Regions from separate parts of the Homo sapiens genome. Here region 2 is linked to region 1. The links are chromatin contacts, found by Hi-C in ENCODE. All regions are on one chromosome and are shown on one strand. Each heading gives the region's core, a stretch centred on a gene start or an enhancer-like site at or near the end of the contact. The rest is flanking DNA. Distances are from core to core; before and after follow the strand shown. Region 1 overlaps FIRRE (firre intergenic repeating RNA element). Region 2 holds the start of FIRRE (firre intergenic repeating RNA element).

What was found. A loop is a pair of places that touch in the nucleus more often than their neighbours do. Pooled maps may share reads with other maps.
Region 2: a loop to region 1 is called in a pooled map, with 4 times the contacts of the local background. The contact joins the promoter of FIRRE here to the enhancer-like site in region 1. A Hi-C loop is called at or near these places in 4 of 168 maps with a recorded cell type or tissue (GM12878, IMR-90, gastrocnemius medialis and 1 more), 10 of 37 single-sample maps with no recorded cell type and 14 of 50 pooled maps.

The regions. Positions count from the first base shown.
Region 1 is chrX:131,791,726-131,795,794 of GRCh38, reverse strand. FIRRE (firre intergenic repeating RNA element) reads left to right here. Exons shown (of 10, transcript NR_152876.1): 3 at 1,329-1,498. It also overlaps the pseudogene MCRIP2P1. Among named protein-coding and RNA genes, the nearest start is that of FIRRE, 37 kb to the left of the region's middle. RefSeq lists enhancers at 2,420-2,714, 3,107-3,476. Within about 2 kb of position 2,599, at least 13 of the 41 ENCODE cell types and tissues checked have a DNase peak (open chromatin) inside an H3K27ac peak, as active enhancers do; they include GM12878, where a contact is called at or near this core.
Region 2 is chrX:131,828,826-131,832,451 of GRCh38, reverse strand. FIRRE (firre intergenic repeating RNA element) reads left to right here and starts at 1,809. Exons shown (of 10, transcript NR_152876.1): 1 at 1,809-2,160.

The DNA of each region.
Region 1 (4,069 bases), core at 1,350-3,849:
GGATGGTGGCCCAGCCGGTGAGGGCGGGACAAGGCCTGTGCAGTGGAGAGGATCCCCAATCCCCGGCTGCAGAACTTCGTGCCCATTGACTTGGACGAGTGGTGGGCGCAGCACTTCCTGGCTAGAATCACCAGCTGTTCCTAGCGGCTGCTGGGAGGGAGCGCTGCTATGGTCTACCTATCGCCAGGAGAGGAGCATGGCGTCCTGCCCATCCACTGTTGCGCCTGGCTGGGTGCCGGCCACACCTGAAGTGCCAGCATTTGGACTTTTGCACCTGTTGTTCCCTTGGCCCAGCTGTCCCAAGCTGCTATGGCCAGGGGCTGAACCCGTCTGACCTCAGTCCTGCTCACTGTGCCCAGGGACCAGAGACCAGCCCCTGGGGATGTCGGAGAGGAGCTCCAGGCTAATAAAGTCGAGAAACTGCCAAAAAAAAAAAAAGAAAAGAAAAGAAAAGAAAGAAAGAAAGAGAAAGGGAATGCTGATAATAGATCCGCATTTTGAAATTACTTGTTTCTTGGTGGTGGCATTAACTGTGACCTACCTGCTTTTCTTTAAACAGGGCTACTGTATCTGAAAATATTGTAAATAAGCAGATCTAATTTCGAGAAATGCCAAAAACAGGAAGGCACTCTTAAAAACAACCTGGCATCCCACAAAATATTTAAGAATAATCTTTAAGAATATTTAACAAGTTTGCAAATGTTTAAGCTACAATAAATGTAGAGAACATATTTGAACACTGGACATACAAATATATGGGAACTTTAAATAGAGAAGTTCTTATATGACCAATAGAAGACGTGAATGTGTGATAAAACCATTTTAAAAGTCATTTCCTATTGGGATTGAGAGACCACTTATTTATGATATTTATACACCTATCTGTGTACACATGTTTACTAACCATAGTAGTGATTAGTCATGGTAGTGATTAGTCATGGTAATCATTTCAGTTACCATGATCTGTGCCTATATCCGTATGTATGTGTGTATGTACTTATTTATACAAAACAAGATGTTAAGGAGAATTTGTACATGCATTTAATGCAAGCAAATACTTTCCCTTCAAAACTTTGTCAGAATACACATCTGGTCTGATCCAAACCACAATGTACAGATTAATCCAATTTTAATATAGATTTATTTTTTGTGTGAACAAAATATAGTAGGCGTATGTATCTATACATTGAAAAGTATGGAAGAAAATAACCCAAAATGTTATCAGTTGTCTTAACAGATTTTATGATGGTGTTATTCTTCTTGATGTACACAAGATTATTTTTGAACTATATGGCAAACATCATTCTTTTTTAATTTTTTTTTTTTAGAGACTAAGGTGTCAGTATGTTCTTCAAGCTGCTCTGCTCCTGGGCCCAAGCTATTCTCCTGCCTCAGCCTTCCAAGAAGCTGAAACTACAAGAACACAAGACTGTACCTGGCTTGCAAACACCATTGCTAATAAGAAGATATTGTAAGACTGATACCTAAGAGATAAGAGGTAACACACACACACACACATGCAGGCACACACACACACACACACTCAAGTCACAAGAAGAAGCTGAAAAATATTTAATGGCATAGGAACATGTGGAAATATAAATTATTCACTGTTAAACAGAGGACAATTTTTAAAACTGTGTAACTATCTTTTTTTTTTTTTTTTTTTTTTGAGACAGAGTCTCACTCATTCTGTCGCCCAGGCTGGAGTGCAGTGGCGTGATCTCAGCTCACTGCAACCTCCACCTCCCGGATTCAAGCGATTCTCCTGCCTCAGCCTCCTGAGTAGCTGGGACTACAGGTATGGGCCACCACACCTGGCTCATCTTTGTATTTTTAGTAGAGACAGGGTTTCACCATGTTGGCCGGGCTGGTCTCAAACTCCTGATCTCAAGTGATCCACCGGCCTCGGCCTCCCAAAGTGTTGGGATTACAGGCGTGAGCCACTGCATCTGCCCCAAAACTGTGTAACTTCTAATGGGAGTTTATACAGATGTAAGTATATGTATCATGCCCTGTGGAACAATGTATTACATACAATGATGTGCGCTGTCTTGGCCTTCTCTTCCTACTTCTACCAAACACTTTCTGACAATTCATCACATAAACTGAGAAAATGGAGGAGGACTCCCTGGTTGTCTGGGGAGGGGAATAGGTCAAAGATCACCTAGACTTGTGAATTGGTGGCTCATGATGATCTCCAGGCTTCTGACCATTTATTATCGCTTTTCTTCTCTGATCGGTCTAATTTCCGGCCTGAGACAGACATTTTGATACCATGTGAAAGTACTGAGCCAACCCACATAGACTAAGTCTGGAAAACATTTAATTTCTTGAAAGAACAAGATTCCTGATGAGGATGGGTCGTTTAGGCTTTGACTTGATTTCACATGGAAAAGAAAAGCAAAAGTACAGGAATTTGCACAGGTTGCCCCAAACTGTGCAAAATGCAAGGCAGCCATGTCTCCTGGCGCATTTGTCTCTGGGTGGCGTTTTTTCAGACAGGAAGGGCGGGAGAAGACTGCTCCAAGACAGGGCGTCCTTGAAAATCTGAAGCACTACTGCCACCGTGAGGAAATCGTTTAAAGACAGAATAGGCTATTACAGCGTCCTTCCCGGGAAGCCTCGCTGTGGGGGAAAGTCTGGTCTGTGAGGAGGTGGAAGAGGATTGGGCTCCAGACTAGGTCTTGTTGCCTTCTCCTCTAAGGCCTGAAGAGAGAACTGGAATTTGGCGGTATCTTGGTGTAGAACCTGGAGATTGAGGGGCTTGGAGTGAAGCAGCAGCTGCCAGGAGGTCCTGGTACAGGAAGTCGTGGGTCGGGGCCTCAGTTCCTCCTGGTGTGGGCAGGACAGCAGAAACCCTCTCAAAGACACATGTAGGCTCTTATGGGCATCTCTTTGCTGTTCCTGCCCCTTGGAGCAAGAGTCAGAAGTTTTCCACGAGCTGTCATCTTGCTATGGATCTTTGGGTCTCTGGTAGCATGAGTGTTGCGCACAATTAACAGGGTTATTCCAAGGGAAGTTTACAGGATTTGCTATTAGAACCTTCACACTCCAGGTTCTATAGCAAGATACCGCCAATGTCCAGGTCTTTTTTAAAGCCTTAGAGGAGTAGGCGAGGCCTCCCAGCATAGAGGCCAAGCCTCTTCCACCTCTTACCAGACCAGACCTGTCCCAACAGGTAGCCCACACTAGAACTCTGTAATGGCGTAGGGTTTCGTTAAACGACATCCTCACGATGGCAGTAGTGCTCCAAATATGCTAAGTAGTCTGGTCTTGGCGCCCTCTACTCCCGCCCTTCCTGTATGAAAAAACGCCACGCATCCACAAAGGCGCCACCAAACATGGCTGCCTTGCATTTAGCCCAGTTTGGGGCCAGCTGGTCTTACCGCTGCACTTTTGCTTTTGTTTTCCACTTGAAATCAAACAAGGCCCGCCTTCATTAAGAATCTTGTGCTTTCAGAAATTAAATATCCTCCTGTCCAAGACTTTGAGGGTGCGATTTATTTCACAGAGTTAAGGGGCCAGTACACTTCATGGTATAAAATTATCTTTTTCAGGGGATGAAGGCACAAGGAGAAAATTACTTGAAACTTGGAGATCTTCTCTGGCAAGCAATTTACAAATTCTGGTGTTCTTTGATCTGGCTCCCCGCCCAGACAACCAGGGAGTTCTTCATGTTCTAGCCTCATGTGTTGCACTATAGGCAGTAATTTGGCATCAGCCATAGAGGAGGGATCCGATAGTTGTCATTGCTGCCCGCCACATATACTCCACATGGAATGATACTCATAATGCATATGTTCAATTCCTGTCGAGGTTACACAGAGTTATATCTCATGGTCGCATCATTTAACACCAAAATAACAACATTCCCATGTGTTACATATACTTCAAGTATTTCCTGAGACTTTACACGGTGCCTACGTGGGGAATGGATGGGTGCGTTATGTTTCTCCCTTGGAGCAAGAGTTAGCAGGCTTTCAGGCAGTGTCACTCTGCTGTGAGGCATGAGTCATTTGTTGCAGCAATGTGAGAACACCAAGGACAGACCAATTCCAGGTGGGAT
Region 2 (3,626 bases), core at 560-3,059, 37 kb before region 1:
GCGTCAGGCAAACCTGCCTCCCATTTTATTCCTAAATAAGATGGCTACAATGATTGAACAAAGCAAAAACAAAAAGCTACATATCTCCCTCACAATTTGCCCACTAGGAAATTCCTTGTGAGCCCCAAGATTTTTACCCTGAAACAGTTCTGTTGAATTTCACCCTGACAATGTAAATTTTGGCTTATCCTCACAGGTATGGAACAAAAGACAGAACTCAAAGTCTTCCCTCCGCTCACTTGAGACAAATGCATGTCTGATTGCTTCCTCTGCCCTGTGTTTATTTTATCCTATGTAAAAAATGCAGATTCACTGAGCTAGATGAATGTGTACGTGACTATTCCTCTACCCTCATCTCGCCTATGAAGGGCTGATCAAAGACTCAAAAGAATGCTACCCTTTGCCTCTTATCTACCCACATCTTTTCAAAATTTCTTCCCCTTTCCCCAGTATCTGCCCTTTCCCCTTTAAATATTGAAGCCCTCAAAATCATCTTTGAAGAAAGGCATGGACCTATCTCCCAGGCATGCGTGTACTTAAACTTGCAAAATAAATTTCTGAAACTATTGAGACCTGTCTCAGACACTTTTTAGTTCACAAAACATAATCCAGATGTTTATCAGTATTACTAATAGGTACTGTTTATGACAGTGCTTTACTCTTGGTCAGCACATGGTTCTTTTCTGAATCCTTTGCAAATCCTTTGCAAGCACCATGTCTTAATTACGTAAGATAAAATACCATAAGATTGACCCCTAAGTGATAAGCATATACACACTAAAGTCACAGGAAACCATTGACAGTCATATAAGAACATAGGAACATGCCTGTGTTCCGATTTTAAATTATTTTGACTATGAGACTGTATCAGTCTCCTCTGACTGGAATTTATACATATTTGAGTTTGTGTACCCTTCCAAATGGGCACTGTATAGCACGCAGTCTTGAGAACCATCTAGACACTTAGCTTAGGGTTCCAGACAACTGCTTCTCCCTCAACACACAGGCCTAGTGCCTAGGCCAGAAATTGAGTAGGACTCCCGGGAAACCTGGGAAGTGAGTCAGGCAAGAACAACATGGATTTGCTCTTCTCCAAGCCCTTAGATGCAACCATTTGCTTTTCCCTCTAGGCCTGGATCCCTGAGGTTTGACCCCTGATACACCAAGACAATTTAGTACCATGAGAAAAAGTTAGGTGAAGAAAAAGCAGAACTGTGAAGACTAGGTAAGTGGAAATTGAGTTCTTGAACTGAAAAGACCCCTGATGAGAGTGTAGGTTTAGGCGCCAGTTTGATTTCAGATGAAAAACCAAAAGCAAAATCACAATAGTATGAGCGAGTTTCTCAAGTCAGCCATATTTCCTGGTGCCTTAATCTGTTGGTCACATTTTTTTTTCATACCAGACGGGCGGGAGAAGAGGGCTTGGGGGCAGTATTGGATAGAATTCCAGGAGCAACACTGCCATCGTGAGGAAATTTCTGGAAAAAGCCCCATCCCTTAGAGGGCTTATATTGGAAAGTTCCATTCTGTTAGAGGCTGAGCAGGCTCGGACCATGAGCTGGATCTTAGTTCCACCTCCTGAGGCCTACCTGAAGCTCTGGACAGAGTGAGGTCCAGGTGTAGGAACTGGCCCGTGGGGAGGGAAGACTAAGTCGGCCTCTGGCAGGAAGTCCAGGCCCAGGAAGTTGTAGGGTGGGGTCTTGGTATTCTCCCAGTATGGGCGGGACTGGAGGAAGCCACCAACCAACGAAGTACTGGGCCTGTGGGTATTCGTCTCTCTCCCCGCCCCTGAGAGTCTGGGAAAGGCTGACACGTGGTGCCTTCAGGCTCTGGGGCCTAGGACCTTTGTGGTAGCAGAGTCACTGCAGAGAACCAGACAATACCAGGTTGCTTATAAAAGGATGCCATGTGCTTGCTGGAGGTCCCAGGTGCAACCAAATTGCTTGCAGCTAGGAGGACCTTGAAGAGAAATGGGATCAGCCCGCCAAACCAAGAAGGGTTAGCACTTTTGCTAGGAGAGCTGACCACGCACAAACAGATGAGAACCAAAACCGAGTGAAGAGGATTGAAGATGAACCCACATTTTAAAAGTTCTTGTCTGCTGGAGGTGGCATTACCTGTGACCTCGCTTCACTTCTCCATACATGGCTGTTATAGCAGGTACATTGTAAAGAAGCATGATTATTTCTAGAAATGCAAAAACATGTGGCAAGATTTTAAAACCTGTCATTATTCTAAAGAATACTTAATGAGATTTGAAGAGCATTCAAGTTACAAATGAGGAAAACTTGTTTTAGCATTCAAAGTACAAGAGAATTTGAACATTTTTTAAGTGTATATTATTTGTGCAAAGTGAAGATATAAGAATGTATGGCAAGGATATTTTTAAGTGGCTATTTCTTGTTGTGATTGAAGTACCGTTTACTTTCTACTTATAATTTCTTAAAATCTAAACGGTGCCAACAGTGGGTGTAACTTTTGTAATTTCTTGAAATAGAAAGGTCTTCTAGAGTAAGATACAAAAAAAATCCAAGCACTCAAATATACATTGTCATTCATGTATGCAAATGGTATAAGGTGGTGTTGAAGAATTTGTGCAAAACTGTATCCAGTTTGCATTCAATTGTCTTTAAAGAAAAGGATAGTCCATGCTCCCAGAGGCTGAATAAAAATAAATAAATAAAGAGAAGTAAATATATATATAATAGGTGCAATCATTTTCTTTTCCCTCTAGGCCTGTAACCAGGTAACTTGGACCTATCTATCTAATGCTTATACATATATATGCATTATGCATATCATGCATAATCATGGTCAGTGTTAGAGTGAGTATGCGTTTCAACTTTATAGATTTTACATAAAATTTTAAGATAAAATTTTGGTATAAGTTTTGAAAAATATAAACAAAAGAAACCCTAATGTTCTGAGGCATAAGCACATAGTGCCTGTTCCAATGTTAGCATGTATATATATATATATATATAGTCAGCATACTAATGATTAGGTAAGGCAGGTATCAAAATTAAGATACTTGAGTGGTGGCATTATAGGTATTATGTCCTGTGTATAAATTTTTTAAAAATTGAGAACCTAACATTCTTTAATGAATTAGTCAATCAAGAAGCTCATTGCAAATATTTTATTATCTAAAATCCAGGTCTTGCAAATATTTCATGACAATTTCAGTTACCCAGGAATGAGCAGTGAAAAGTTTGCATCTAAAACATGATGCATATATAAATTTAATTTAAATATGCTTATTGTAGTGTATTACCGTAAATATAGACCTCTGTGCATGTTGAAATAATGGGAGTAAATATGCAAAAGGCTATTAGTGTTTAATACAAGATTTTATGACAGTGCTTTTGTTCTTGATCAGCACATGGTTATTTTCTAAATTCTTTACAAGCACCATGTCTTAATTACTTATGAGGAAACACCATAAGACTGATTCCTAAGCTTAAGCAGTGGCACACACATATATAATAAAGCCATAGGAAGCCATTAAAAGTCAAATAATGATGTGCATGGGAACTTGCTTGTGTTTTAATGTTGAATGATGGAACCATAAGACAAAATCATGTTCCTTTCTACTGGAATTTTGTAAGTTTGGAGTGTGTGTGTCA